2 separate regions of the Homo sapiens genome follow, and region 1 is linked to region 2. The links are chromatin loops, found by intact Hi-C in ENCODE. Cell type or tissue: Calu3. All regions are shown on one strand. Links, peaks and the distances in the headings refer to the core of each region. The heading gives the core; the rest is flanking DNA.

Region 1 (9,310 bases), core at 3,446-5,945, 57 kb before region 2:
TGGCTTGAATAAAATACATAAATCTTCTTTTTTTAAAAAAGATCTCCCGCAAGCTTTCCCTCCTGGTATTCATGCCCTTCCACATGGAGGGGCAGCAGAGAGTATGGGAACACAGAGCATAGACTGGCCTGTGTGGCCAATGGAATGCAGCTGAGTACAGACCTAGGAGTCCAGGTCAGGAAAGATGCAGGCCAGACGCAGTGGCTCACGCCTGTAATCCCAGCACTTTGAGAGGCCGAGGCAGCTGGATCACCTGAGGTCAGGAGTTCAAGACCAGCCTGGCCAACATGGTAAAACGCTGTCTCTACTAAAAATACAAAAACTAGCTGGGCGTCGTGGCATGCGCCTGTAATCCCAGTGACTCAGGAGGCTGAGGTGGGAGAATCGCTTGAACCCAAGAGATGGAGGTTGCAGCGAGTGGAGATTGTGCCAGTGCACTACGTCCTGGGTGACAGAGCAAGACTCTGTCTCAAAAAAAAAAAAAAAAAAAAAAAAGATGTTGCAGTTTCTGCCTTGGTCCCTAATGTATTGTTCCCCCTGCAGGAAACTAGCCACCATACCGTGAGGATGCTCAAGCAGTCCTGTGGAGGGACCCATCTAGACAGGAGCCAACAGGCAGCACCAACTTGCCTGCCACGTGAGTGAGGCCCCTTGGAAACAGAGCTCCCAGCCCCAGTTAAGACTTTAGGGGACTGCAGCCCTTCACGGCAACAAGAGACCCTGAGCCATAGTCCTGCATCTCAGCTGCTCCCAAATTCCTGACCACTGAAAAATGCAAGAGATAAATGACTACTGTTGTTTAAAGCCATGAGTTCTGGGGGGATTTGTTTTATAGCAATTAATTAAGTAATCAAAGGCCAACACTATAAAGATTTCAGGGGGGAAAGATGAAAAACACTGAGTTTTTTATGATGTCATGGAGCCACTGAGTTAATCAACCCTGAAACTGCCTACTTCTTGATTTGCAGTGCAAGAGAACGAATGAATGTCCTGGTTTGGCTGCTGTTACTTCTGCTGTTACTTGCGGACAAAAGCATCCTTATTGATTCATCACATAAAAGATGACTCCCTGGGGATTTCTGAAGAGTGATTCCTGGCCGGGCTCGGTGGCTCATGCCTATAATCCCAGCACTTTGGGAGGCCGAGGTGGGTGGATTACAAGGTCAGGAGATCTAGACCATCCTGGCTAACACAGTGAAACCCCGTCTCTACTAAAAATACAAAAAATTAGCTGGGTGTGGTGGCAGGTGCCTGTAGTCCCAGCTACTCAGGAGGCTGAGGCAGGAGAATGGCGTGAACCCGGGAGGTGGAGCTTGCAATGAGCCGAGACTGCACCACTGCACTCCAGCCTGGGTGACACAGGGAGACTCCATTTCAAAAAAAAAAAAAAGTGATTCCTGAGTGACTTCCTGTGACCTTCTTTTTTTTTTTTTTTTTGATTAAGGGTCTTGCTCTGTCACTGAGGCTGGAGTACAGTGATGCAATCACAGCTCGCTACAGCCTCAACCTCCTTGGCTCAAGCAATCCTGCAATCCTCCTGCCTCAACCTCCTGAGTAGCTGGGACTACAGGCACACCACCACCATGCCTGTCTAATTTTTTTTTTTTTTTTTGCAGCGATGGGGGCCTGTTGCCCAGGCTGGTCTCAAACTCCTGGGTTCAAACAATCCTCTCACCTTGGCCTCCCAAACTGTTGGAATTACAGGTGTGAACCACTGTGCCCAGCCTGTCACCTCCTATTCTGTGAGGCTGGACATTTCTTTTGTTAAAAAAAGGACATAAATTTAAACTCTGATGGGAGCCACTCTGGAAGGGTCTCCACTAAAAATCATCTCAAATGAGCTTTTTTTTTTTTTTTTTGAGATGGAGTTTTGCTCTTGTTGCCCAGGCTGGAGTGCAGTGGTGCGATCTTGGCTCACTGCAACCTCTGCCTACTGGGTTCAAGGGATTCTCCTGCCTCAGTCACCCAAGTAGCTGGGATTACAGGCACCACCACCATGCCCGGCTAATTTTTTTGTATTTTTAGTAGAGACGGGGTTTCACCATGTTGGCCAGGCTGGTCTCTATCTCCTGACCTCAGGTGATCTGCCCGCCCTGGCCTCCCAAAGTGCTGGGATTACAGGTGTGAGCCACCACGCCTGGCCCCCAATAAGCTTCTGTATCAGAATTCACGAGAAAAAGCAGCCAAATAAGCTATGACTGGCCAGTTCACAAGTTTGTCTTTGATGTGTTTTATTATTTTTATCTGAATGGAATTATCCTGGACATGGATTTTGTAGGCTCTTGTTTATTTTTCACCATCAAATTCTGAACGTCTTTCAGATCAACATAGACTAACATCATGTACAGGGCTGTCTGGTGCCCCATTGTAGGGAGGTACCATGATTTATTTATTAATTTAATTTTTTTTTTTTTGAGATGGAGTTTCGCTCTTGTTGCCCAGGCTGGAGTGCAATGGCAGGATCTCAGCTCACTGCAACCTCCGCCTCCAGGGTTCAAGCGATTCTCCTGCCTCAACCTCCCAAATAACTGGGATTACAGGCATGTGCCACCACGCCCGGCTAATTTTGTATTTTTAGTAGAGACGGGGTTTCTCTATGTTGGCCAGGATGGTCTCGAACTCCTGACTTCAGGTGATCCGCTTGCTTCGGCCTCCCAAGGTGCTGGGATTACAGGCATGAGCCACGGCGCCTGGCCTGGAGGTACCATAATTTATTTAACCAGCCTCTGAAGCTGGGAATCTAGAATGTTGTCACTGTTCTGATATTACAATAACCCCATTTACTTTTTTTTTAATTGTGGTAAAATAATATAGAATTTACAATTTAGCCTTTTTTTTTTTTTTGAAACAGAGTCTTGCTCTGTCGCCCTGACTGGGGTGCAGTGACGCGATCTCGGCTCACTGCAATCTCTGCCTGCCGAGTTCAAGCGATTCTCCTGCCTCAGCTTCCCAAGTAGCTGGGACTACAGGCATGTGCCACCACGCCCAACTAATTTTTGTATTTTGTATTTTTTTTGACAGAGTCTTGCTCTGTCACCCAGGCTGGAGTGCAGTGACATAATCTCAGCTTACTGCAAGCTGTGCCTCCCGGGTTCACGCCATTCTCCTGCCTCAGCCTCCCGAGTGGCTGGGACTACAGGCGCCTGCCACCATGCCTGGCTAATTTTGTTTTTGTATTTTTAGTAGAGACGGGGTTTCACCATGTCAGCCAGGATGGTCTCGATCTCCTGACCTCGTAATCCGCCCACCTCAGCCTCCCAAAGTGCTGGGATTACAGGCGTGAGCCACCGCGCCCGGCTAATTTTTGTATTTTTAGTAGACACGGGGCTTCACCATTTTGGTCAGGCCAGTCTTGAACTCCTGACCTCGGGTGATCCGCCTGCCTCAGCCTCCCAAAGTGCTGGGATTACAGGTGCGAGCCCCTGCGCCTGGCCTCAATTTAACCATTTTTAAGTGTAAAGCTCAGAGGTACTAAATGCACTCACGTTGTGCAACCATTACCACCCTCCATCTGTGAAACTTTTTCATCATCCCCAACTGAAACTCTGTGCCCATTAAGCAATGACCCCATTTCTCACTCGCCCCCATTCAGTCCCTCCTAACCTCTATTCTACTTTTGGTCTCTGTAAATTCACATATTCTAGTCCAGGCGCCGTGGCTCTCATCTGTAATCCCAGTACCTTGAAAGGCCTGAGGTGGGCAGATTGCTTGAGCTCACGAGTTTGAGACCAGCCTTGGCAACGTGGCAAAACCCTGTCTCTACAAAAAATGCAAAAAATTAGCCAGCATGGTGGCGTGTGCCTGTAGTCCCAGCTACTCGGGAGGCAGAGGTGGGAGGATGGATTGAACCTGGGAGAAGGAAATTGCAATGAGCTGAGATTGTGCCACTGTACTCCAGCCTGGGTGACAGAGCCAGACCTTGTCATTCATAAATAAATAAATAAATGAATGAATAAAATAAATAAATGGCCGGGCGCGGTGGCTCAGGCTTGTAATCCCAGCACTTTGGGAGGCCAAGGCAGGAAGATCACCTGAGGTCAGAAGTTCGAGACCAGCCTGGCCAACATGGCAAAATCCCATCTCTACTAAAAATGCAAAAATTAGCTGGGCGTGGGGGGCACGTGCCTGTAATCCCAGCTACTCGGGAGGCTGAGGCAGGAGAATCGCTTGAACCCAGGAGGTGGAGGTTGCAGTGAGCTGAGATCGTTCCACTACACTCCAGCCTGGGTGACAGAGTGAGACTCCGTCTCAAAAAGAAACAAATAAATAAAATAAAATTAAAATTAATAATTAATTAAAAAATTCACTTATTCTATAAATCTCATATAAGTAGAATCATACAATCAATATTTATCTTTTGCATCTGGGTAATTTCACTCAGCATGATGTCTTCTTTTTTTTTTTTTTTTTTTGGAGACAGGGTTTTGCTCTGTCGCCCGGTCTGGAGTGCAATGGCACGATCGTAGCTCACTGCAGCGTCGAACTCCTGGCCTCAAGCCATCCTCCCACCTCAGCCTCCCCAGTAGCTGGTTTTAGAGGTGTGAGCCACCGCACCTGGCCAGTTGGATATATTCTAATGCTGCTCTCCTGGCTAACACCTAGCCTCCCTGACTTGCCCAACTCCTGGGAGTTCTGGCCTCAAGAACCCCTCCCTAGTCCCTGACTGGCTCTGAAAACCACCACAGCGTCTCTTTCTTGTTGGGTAAAGGTGAGGGCTGGACCCTGGAAAGGTCCTGTTTGGGGCAGCAGCTGCTAGGTGGGGGCTGCCAAGGTCCCCACTGCTGTGTGGTTTGCATGAGTGTGTGTGAGTGGGGGTGTGGGTGCTCGTGTGCCCACCTTCTCCTCATGCACTCACACTTGTGGATGTAGCTCTGCCCACTACTCTTTGGCTCTGAGGGCAGGGGCTGAGAACAAAGTTTCATCTACATGTGCTGGGGAAAACCCCATTATATTTAACACTCACAATACTTCCTCCATACCAAGCATAGTTCTAGGCACTTTTCAAACATCATCGTATTCAAGCCACAACAGTCCCATGAGGTGTGTACTATTTTTATCCCCATTTTATTTGTTTTATATTTATTTATTTTCAAGACAAGAGTCTTACTCTGTCGCCCAGGTGGGAGTGCAGTGGTGCGATCACGGCTCACTGCAGTCTTGATCTCCTGGGCTCAGGTGATCCTGGGATTACAGGCATGCACCACCATCCTTGGCTAATTTTTGTATCTGTATTTGTATTAAAAATTTTTTTTTTTAGTAGAGACGGGGTTTCACCATGTTGGTCAGGCTGGTCTCGAACTTCTGACCTCAGGTGATCCACCCGCCTCAGCCTCCCAAAGTGCTGGGATTACAGGCGTGAGCCACCGCGCCCGGCCTTAATTTTTACATTTTTAGTAGAGACGGGGTTTCGCCGTGTTGCCCAGGCTGATCTCCAACTCTGAACTCAAGCGATCTGCCTGTCCTGGCCTCCCAAAGTAATGGGATGACATTCACGAGCCACTGTGCCTGGCCATCCCCATTTTGTAGGTGAGAAAATTGAGATGGAGAGAGGTTGAGTGATCTGCCTGAGATCCTATGGCCAGTGAGCAGTGAGTCTAGCTGCGGAGTACAGGTTCTGAAGCAGGATGCGAGACCGCCTGCACGTGCGCATGGATGATCTTGAACTTCCCCTTCATTCACCAACTGTAGACCCCATGTGGGTGGTCACCGAGACGGTATGCGGCTGAACCAGGCAGTGGATGCCAAGGACCTCGTCATCATCGTCACCACCACAATAACAATACTCTACACTCTGTTTGTCACATGACAAGCTCTATGTTGGAAACAGTATGTGTATCTATATTAGTTCATCCTCACAATTAACCCCTGAAACATCGTCATATTATTCTCTTTTTAAGACTTACTGAGTCTTGCTCTTGTTGCCGAGGCTGGAGTACCATGGCGCAATCTCGGCTCACTGCAACCTCTACCTCCTGGGTTCAAGTGATTCTCCTGCCTCAGCCTCCCGAGTAGCTGGGATTACAGGCATGCACCACCACGCCCGGCTAAGTTTTTATATTTTTAGTAGAGACGGGGTTTCACCATGTTGGCCAGACTGGTTTCAAACTCCTGACCTCAGGTGATCTGCCTGCCTTGGCCTCCCAAAGTGCTGGGATTACAGGCATGAGCCACAACGCCCAACCCATCTTATTATTCTCTATCACAAATGAGAACACTGGTTGGGCGCAGTGGCTCGTGCCTTAATCCCAGCACTTTGGGAGGCCGAAGCAGGCAGATCACCTGAAGTCAGGAGTTCGAGACCAGCCTAGTCAGTATGGCGAAAGCCTGTCTCTACTAAAAATACAAAAAATTATCCAGGCGTGGTGGCTCACGCCTGTAATCCCGGCACTTTGGGAGGGCGAGGCAGGCAGAACACCTGAACTCAGGAATTCGAGACCAGCCCAGTCAGCATGACGAAATCCTGTCTCTACTAAAAATACAAAAAATTATCCACGCATGGTGGCTCATGCCTGTAATCTCAGCGCTTTGGGAGGCCAAGGCAGGCGGATCACCTGAAGTCAAGAATTCTAGACCAGCCTGGTCAGCAAGGCGAAAGCCTGTCTCTACTAAAAATACAAAAAATTATCTGGGCATGGCAGTGTGTGCCAGTAGTCCGAGCTATTCGGGAGGCTGAGGCAGGAGAATGGCTTGAACCCAGGAGGCGGAGGTTGCAGTGAGCTGAGATTGCACAGTTGCTCTCCAGCCTGGGGCGACTCTGTCTCTAAACAAGAAAACAAATGAGAACTCGGAGGCTCAGAGAGGTTAGAGACTTGCCTGAGGCACACAACTAGAAAGTAGCAAAATTTGATTTTGAATCCAGGCCGGTCAGACTGTAAAGCTCCTACTTTTTTGTTTGTTTGCTTTAACTTTTTTTTAAAGAAATAGGATCTTGCTGTGTTGCCCAGGTTGTTCTCAAACTCCTGGGCTCAAGCAATCCTCTTACTTCAGCCTCTCAAGTAGCTGAAACTATAGGCACGAGCCATCAAGCCCGGCTTCTTTAATGTTTTTTAAAAATTGAGGTAATTACATTACTTAAAATTGTAACCATTTTAAAGGATATAATTCAGTGGCATTGAGTGGATTCAGAGTGTTGTGACACCATCTCCTCTATCTAGTTTTGAAACATTTTCATCACTCTCCAAGGGGACTGTCTTCCCATTAAGCATTTTCCTCTCCTCTTAGCCTCTAGGAACCATTTACTTTCTGTTTCTGTGACTATACCTGTGCAGGATATTTTCTATAAATGGAATCATACAATATGTGGCCTTTTGTGTCTGGTGTCTTTCACTTAGCATAATGTTTTCTTTTTTTTTTTTTCCGAGACGGAGTCTCACTCTGTCGCCCAGGCTGGAGTGCAGTGGCACAATCTCGGCTCACTGCAACCTCCACCTCCTAGGTTCAAGCCATTGTCCTGCCTCAGCCTTCTGAGTAGCTGGGATTACAAGTGCGGTGCCACCACACCCGGATTATTTTTGTATTTTTAGTAGAGATGGAGTCTCACCTTGTTGATCAGCCTGGTCTCAAACTCTTGACCTCAGGTGATCTGTCTGCCTCGGGCTCCCAAAGTGCTGGGATTACAGGCGTGAGCCACTGTGACCAGCCAGCATAATGTTTTTAAGGTCTATCCGTGTTGTAGCATGAATCAGTACTTCCTTCCTCTTTATGACTGGATACTATTCCATTGTATGATTATGCCACATTTTCTTGACCCATTTATCAGATGGGCGTTTAAGCTGTTTCCACCTTTTGGCTGTTATGAACAGTGCTGCCATGAACATTTATGTACAAGTATTTGTTTGAGTCTTTGTTTTCTTTTCTTTTCTTTTTTTTTTTTCTTTTTTTGAGACAGAGTGACAAAGTTGCTCTGTTGCCCCAGCTAGAGTACAGTGGTCCCATCTTGGCTCATTGCAACCTCTCCCTCCAGGGTTCAAACAATTGTCATGCCTCAGCCTCCCGAGTAGCTGGGACTACAGGTGTGTGCCACTATGCCCAGCTAAATTTTTTGGATTTTTTAGTAAAGACGGGGTTTCACCATGTTGGTCAGGTTGATTTCAAACTCTTTTTTTTTTTTTTTTGAGATGGAATCTCACCCTGTCGCCCAGGCTGGAGTGCAGTGGCGTGATCTTGGCTCACTGTAAGCTCCGCCTCCTGGGTTCATGCCATTCTCATGCCTCAGCCTCCTGAGCAGCTGGGACTACAGGCGCCCGCCACCATGCGCAGCTAACTTTTTGTATTTTTAATAGAGGTAGGGTTTCACCGTGTTAGCCAGGATGGTCTCGATCTCCTGACCTTGTGATCTACCTGCCTCAGCCTCCCAAAGTGCTGGGATTACAGGTGTGAGCCACCGCGCCCAGCCTTGAACTCTTGACCTCAAGCGATCCGTCTGCCTTGGCCTCCCAAAGTGCTGAGATTAGAGGCTCAAAATAGTCTTTGTTTTCAATTCTTTTTTTTTTTTTTTTTTTTTTTGAGACAGAGTCTTACTCTGTCACCCGGGCTGGAGTGCAGTGGTGCAATGTAGGCTCACTGCAATCTCTGCCACCTGGGTTCAAGTGATTCTCCTGCCTCAGCCTCCCGAGTAGCTGGGATTACAGGCGCCTGCCACCGTGCCTGGATAATTTTTTTGTAGTTTTAGTAGAGACAGGGTTTCACTGTCTTCGCCAGGCTGGTCTTGAACTCCTGACATCGTGATCCACCTGCCTCGGCCTCCCAAAGTGCTGGGATTACAGGTGTGAGCCACTGTACCTGGCCTGTTTTCAGTTCTTTTGGATATATACCTAGGATTGGAATTGCAGGGCCATATGGTAATTTTATGTTTAACCTTTGGAGGAACTGCCAAACTTTGTTCCACTGCGGCTGCCTTACTCCACATTCCCAGCAATGCATGAGGCTTTCAATCTCTCCACCAACATTTGTTATTTCCTCTCTCTCTCTTTTTAAAATTATAGCCGTCTTAGTGGGTACGAACTGATATCTTATGGTGGCTTCAATCTGCCATTTTCCTAATGACTTGTGATGTTGAACATTTTTCTTTCTTTTTTTTTTTTTCCCCCGAGATGAAGTCTCGCTCTGTCACCCAGGCTAGAGTGCAGTGGTGTGATCTCAGCTCACCGCAACCTCTGCCACCCGGGTTCAAGCAGTTCTCCTGCCTCAGCCTCCTAAATAGCTGGGATTACAGACACATGCCACCACGCCCAGCTAATTTTTGTATTTTTAGTAGATATGGAGTTTCACTATGTTGGCCAGGCTGGTCTCGAACTCCCAACCTTGTGAT
Region 2 (5,678 bases), core at 196-2,695:
ACGGGGTTCACCATGTTGGCCAGGATGGTCTCGATCTCTTGACCTCATGATCCGCCCCCCTTGGCCTCCCAGAATGCTGGGATTATAGGTGTGAGCCACTGCGCCTGTCCAGGACACTGTTCTCTTTGATGCCATCTCCACAATGGGGAGAATCCAGGTTATCTCTGGAGAAGGGACCTCAGGGGCTCTCCGGTCCGGTGGCTTGGAGACGTCATTGTGCATGAGAGTCAGATTTGAGGGAGCTTGTGACAAACCCAGATTCCAGGCCCTGTGTCCTCTGAGTCTGATTCAGTGGGTCCGTGCTGGGGTCCAGGGACCTGCATTTCTGATGAACTTCCCAAGTGATCCTGCCGTAGCATTCCGTAGAGCACGCTTTGAGAACACTGGTCTCACGCCGCAAGCTCCCCAGTCCATAAATGCTTTGCCAAATTCTAGCCATCCCCTTGTTGACATACGCCTCCAATGGGGAGCTCGTTCTGCATACCTCGGGCAGCCCCTGCCTCTCGGGGGGTTTCTGTTGATGAAAATGATTTGGTTCAGTCACAGCCAAGACCCACCTCTGCCAGCCTCCCCTTGGCCCCGCTGGGCCATAGAGGGGCCCTGCTCCCTGGAGACTGAGATCGTGTCCCCTGAACCCGCATCTCCCCAGGCAGAGCTCCCTGCCTCCCGAAACCTAGTCATGAGGTCTTCAGCTCCCTCCCAGCCCTGCTGTCTGTCCCCGCCCCACTCAGGATGGCCCAGAGCCAGCTCACCCCAATCCCCCTCCAGGCAGGGGACAGTGTAAGCAAAGGTGTGGAGGGAGGATCCCAGGGGCACGATCTCTGGATCCCAACCAGTTGGGGGGCTAGAGCAGAAGGGGAGCTCATTCCCTCTTTCTCAGCCCTGTCCTCTGGGGTCCTGGAATCCAGCCACAGGCTCATCTCCCACCCCTCAGCAGACGTCCCCACAGTTCCCCGGAGAGTTGTCACCTCTGCGTTCTCCCCCTGCCCCAGGTCTCCATGCTTCCCTGCTCAGCCTCTGCCCCCCAGGTAGCTGTCTGCTCACTGGCCTGTCTCACCCTCTCAGGGGCGTCTGGGGGCGAGGCCTGGGTGGGGGTGCAGGAGGCAGGCTGCCTGGTGGCTGCTGCTCCGACTTGCTGCAAGCCCTTGGGTGGCCCTGGTTTCGCCCTCGGCTATAAAGGGAACGGCCCTTCTAAGAAGGGAGAGCCAGAAACAGAGGTGTTTTTGTCTCAGAATAGAGTGAGCCTGGATTTTTGGGAACCCAAAGCCTCTTATTTCTGAAATTACCCCCTGGGCTCTCCAGCTTCTGTGGGCCCAGCCTTGGCTGCTGGCTGCACGGAGACAATGAGGACTTGGAACAGGCTGGGGGAGACCCACCTCTCTCGCCACTGGCAGCAGTGACTGAGCTGGGCCCAGCAGGTTGGGGTTCCTGGGAGAGGAGGAAGGGGCCAGCCTACCTGGACCTAACTGTGGGGGTCCCAGCAGCCCCAGCCTCCATGTGGACCTTTCTGAACATTCAGGTTCCTCCCTCCAGGAAGCCTCACCTGCCTTCCCAGAGCCACCAGTGAGTAATCACATAATTATGGGGTGAGAAGGAAGTCCTTGGGGAAGGTGCAAAGCTGTTGGTCAGTTCCTTCTCAGGCCTGTTGACAGATCCTGGTGATGGCAAGAGGCCCGGTTTCTCTTGCCACCTGTACATGGTGGCTCAGTCCCAGTGACCCTGGGACCAGCGAGTCACTACAGTGCCTCCTGCCACTCTGCCCTGCCCACCACCAAACCCCCTGCATCTGTCCCCTGGGATTCTGGAATCCAGAGATCGTGTCCCTGGGATCCTCCCTCCACACCGTCGCTTACACTGTCCCCTGCCTGGAATGCCTTTCCCCGTCTCTTTGCCAGTTACTCTGCCATCCGTTTACAGGGCTAGTGATGAACTTGTCCTCCTCATCTTTCTCAGATTTCTGAATGTTCTATTACAAATGCATAAATATTGCTAGAAACACCGGCTCCTCCTTGCCCATCACAGCAGAGTGGTCAAAAGGCCAGATCCTAGAGGGAGAAGGCCTGCAATCCTCTCTCAGCCCTGTTATTTCAGGCTGGGTGATGTTGGGCAAGTCACTTGCCCTCCCTGTGGAGGTTTTCCTCATCTGTAAAAATGCAGGTGATCATCATCTCCCTCTCATGGGTTGTTCAAGTTGATATATAAAATGTATACAGCAAGCATTCAATAAATGTTGGCAATTATTATTATTTTATTATTATTTTTTGAGACAGGATCTTGCTCTTTCACTCAGGCTGGAGTATAGTGGTGCCACCTCGGCTCACTAGAACCTCCACCTCCCGGGTTCAAGCGATTCTCCTGCCTCAGCCTCCTGAGTAGCTGGGATTATAGGCACGCGCCACCACACCCAGCTAATTTTTGTATTTTTAGTAGAGATGGGATTTCGCCATGTTGGCCAGGCTGGTCTTGAACTCCTGACCTCAAGTGATCCACCTGCCTCAGTCTCCCAAAGTGCTGGGATTACAGGTGTGAGCCACTGTGCCCAGCTAATATTGATTAACTCAAGGCCTCAGATCATGGACACCTAGGTCTTGGGGATACGGCTCCAGGGTGTAAGCGCCCCTGTGGCTGTCCAGTTGGGTTCATGTGACCATGTGGTCTCTGCTTGAGTCCCCTCCCCCTCCCTCCTTCCATCCCCTGCTGTAGCCCTGGGTTCTGGCAGACTTTCTCCTGGGAATAGTCTCCCAGATGGACCTACTTGAGTTATTTGGTTGGCAAACTTTCAGCTAGTCCCCTCTGTGCCTGGTGTCTTGCAGGGACCCCAAGAGAAATTAAGGGTCTTTGTTGCCCACACAACATAGGGAATAAGGGGTGGTGGACAGAGAAAGGGCCCCTCCCAGTTCTGGGAGACATGCGTTAATTAGGGGTGTGCATAGGAGTTGCGGGAGCTCAGGGCAGGTACCTGAACTCTGAGAGGGCTTCACAGAGGAGATGACCGAAACGTAAGTCCTAAATGACAAATATAGATGCTCCAGCTGGACCAGAGAGTGGAAGGCACGCCAGGCAGAAGGCGCAGCTGAGTTCAAGGGCCTGGAGCATCCTGTCTCAGAGCGTTATTTTGGTCTGATGTCCACACGAAGCCTCCAGGTAGCAGACGAATAACGATAATGAATAAAACTCTCAAGATCAGTACCATTATTACCCCCACTTGGGGATGGAGAGACTGAGGGAAGAAAGGTGAAACAGTTTGCTCAAAGTCACACAGCTAGCGAGTGGGGATCTGGATCGGAACCTGAGTGTGTGACACCAGAGTTCTTTATTTTTTTTATTTTTTTTTTTTTTGAGATGGGATTTTGCTCTTGTTGCCCAGGTTGGATTGCAGTGGTACGATCTCAGCTCACTGCAACCTCCGCCTCCCGTGTTCAAGCAATTCTCCTGCCTCAACCTCCCGAGTAGCTGGGATTACAGGCATGTGCCACCACGCCGGCTAGTTTTTGTATTTTTAGTAGAGACAGGGTTTCACCATGTTGCCAGGCTGGTCTTGACCTCCTGACCTCGGGTGATCCACCCGCCTTGGCCTCCCAAAGTGCTGGGATTACAGACGTGAGCCACCGCGCCTGGCCCAGAGTTCATCTTCTTTATGTTCTCAGCCTTGTCCGTGGAGTCGTGCGGGCTTCTCCAGCAAGGCCGCCTTTGGTCTCTGCCCCAGGGGCCTTGAGGTTCCTGAGAGGACTGAGCCCTCCGTACCACCCCTGCCCAATTGCCTGCACATGCAGACACCTGGCATGCACCCGCTCTTCGCCCTGCCCGCTTGTGCTGCTGCATCCTGGGCCCCTGAGCTGGGACACCCCAGCCTCATTCACTGTGGTCACATGCATGCCTGGTTCCTTCCCAGTTCAAGAGCAAACTCTCAAGAGGGGTGGCCCTGATCAGGGGCCTTGGCACCCCCATCCTGGGGCACTGGGGAAGCTTCAGATGGGCTTGATGTCTTGATGTTCTGGGGTGGGACTTTAGACCTTGGGGACCGTCGACTCCCTCCCATCCCACTCACCTGAATGGCCTGTCACTCCTCCAGGCAGGTCCTTGGCAGGTGGGGAACAGCAGGCAAGGGTGCCCTCACTTGGGGTGCCCCCCTGCTGTGCCTATGTTTTGCAGTCTGTGGTGGTGCCCAGATGCCGGGGGACGGCAGAGGCACTTCAGATCACGGTGGGCCACATCCTGGGAGACGCTGGCAGCCCCTATCTCACAGGACTTGTAAGACGTGTCTGCGTGTGTGGGGTGGGGAGGGTCTGGGGGCCAGGCTGGTGGGCCTGGCAGACTCATCCCTTCTCCTCCGCAGATCTCTAGTGTCCTGCGGGCCAGGCGCCCTGACTCCTATCTGCAGCGCTTCCGCAGCCTGCAGCAGAGCTTCCTGTGCTGCGCCTTTGTCATCGCCCTGGGGGGCGGCTGCTTCCTGCTGACTGCGCTGTACCTGGAGAGAGACGAGACCCGGGCCTGGCAGCCTGTCACAGGTACCCTACCCATTGCACCAGGCCCGGCTCAGGGCCGGCACCCTAGGGACAGACAGCACTGGCCACCCCCTGAATCCCTGGCCAGTTTGTTTGTTCATTCATCCAGAAATGCTTAGTACACCCCTGCTATGTACCAGGGAAGGTTGCAGATGCTGGGGAGTGAAAGAATGAGGCCAAGTCCAGGCCCCTGTAGAAACTGACACTGTAGTTGGTGAAGACAGACCAGAAACAGAAAAGGTTAAAGATATAGCATGTTCAGGGTGACGAGTGCTATGGAGAGGTATAAAGCAGGAAAGGAAGGAGAAAGGGGCCGGGCGCGGTGGCTCACACCTGTAATCCCAGTACTTGGGGAGGCCAAGGCGGGCGGATTACAAGGTTAGGAGTTCAAGACCAGCCTGGGCAACATGGTGAAGCCCTGTCTCTACTAAAAATATAAAAATTAGCCAGGTGCGGTGGCACACACCTGTAGTCCCAGCTACTCAGGAGGCTGAGGCAGGAGAATCACTTGAACCCGGGAGGCGGAGGCTATAGTGAGCTGAGATCTCGCCACTGCACTCCAGCCTGGGCGACAGCAAGACTGTCTCAAAAAAAAAAAAAAAAAAAAAAAAGGGACAGGTAGGTGCAGGCTGCAAGGATCCCCACTGCACAGGCGAAACTAGAGCAAAGATCTGGAGGAAACGAGGGAGTGAGCCGTTCAGCGACCTGGGGAAAGACGCTTCCGGCAGTGGGGACAATCAATGCAAAGGCCCTGCCATGGGAATGCACCTGATATGTTTGAGGATCAGCAAGGAGGCCAGTGTGGCTGCAGCAGAAGCAAGAGGGACAGTGGTAGGGGTGAGGGATACGGGGCCAGAGCAGGCAGTCCTTGTAAAGACAGTGGCTTTTGCTCAGAGTGAGACGGGAGCTGCTGTGGGGCTTCCAGGAGAGGAGCACCGAGGTGGTCTGATTGATGTTGCCAAAGCATCTCCCTGGCTGCTGTGTTGAGAACAGACTGTAGGAGGGTCAGTGTTGAGGCCGAGAGGCATAGCCGACTCCCCTTCCAGGGGAGAGTGGTGCCTAGACCACGCCAGTGGCATTGAAGGTGATGACAAGGGGTTGGATCTGGAATGTATTCTGCATTTGGGACAGAGAGGATTTCCTGACAGCCCGTGCCCAGGCCCAGGCCTGGTC

What was found. Hi-C counts contacts between places; a loop is a spot of excess contacts. Peaks named below come from ENCODE experiments on the same cell type or tissue, not always from the same donor. Only the 100,000 strongest peaks of a DNase experiment are listed, where the experiment ranks them.
Region 1: a loop joins it to region 2, with 4 times the contacts of the local background. A loop is called at or near these places in 26 of 110 quality-filtered maps.

What each region holds. Positions count from the first base shown.
Region 1 is chr17:4,422,040-4,431,349 of GRCh38, forward strand. No RefSeq gene overlaps it. Among named protein-coding and RNA genes, the nearest start is that of SPNS3, 7.2 kb to the right of the region's middle. In Calu3, for the core only: no CTCF peak of the experiment used is centred there; a DNase peak (open chromatin) is centred at 4,662.
Region 2 is chr17:4,482,076-4,487,753 of GRCh38, forward strand. It overlaps SPNS3 (SPNS lysolipid transporter 3, sphingosine-1-phosphate (putative)), which reads left to right. Exons shown (of 12, transcript NM_182538.5): 10 at 4,153-4,251; 11 at 4,337-4,508. LOC124903899 (a long non-coding RNA gene) reads right to left here and starts at 4,377. Exons shown (of 2, transcript XR_007065583.1): 1 at 4,049-4,377; 2 at 1-514. RefSeq lists an enhancer at 4,368-4,447. In Calu3, for the core only: no CTCF peak of the experiment used is centred there; DNase peaks (open chromatin) are centred at 736, 1,096 and 1,616.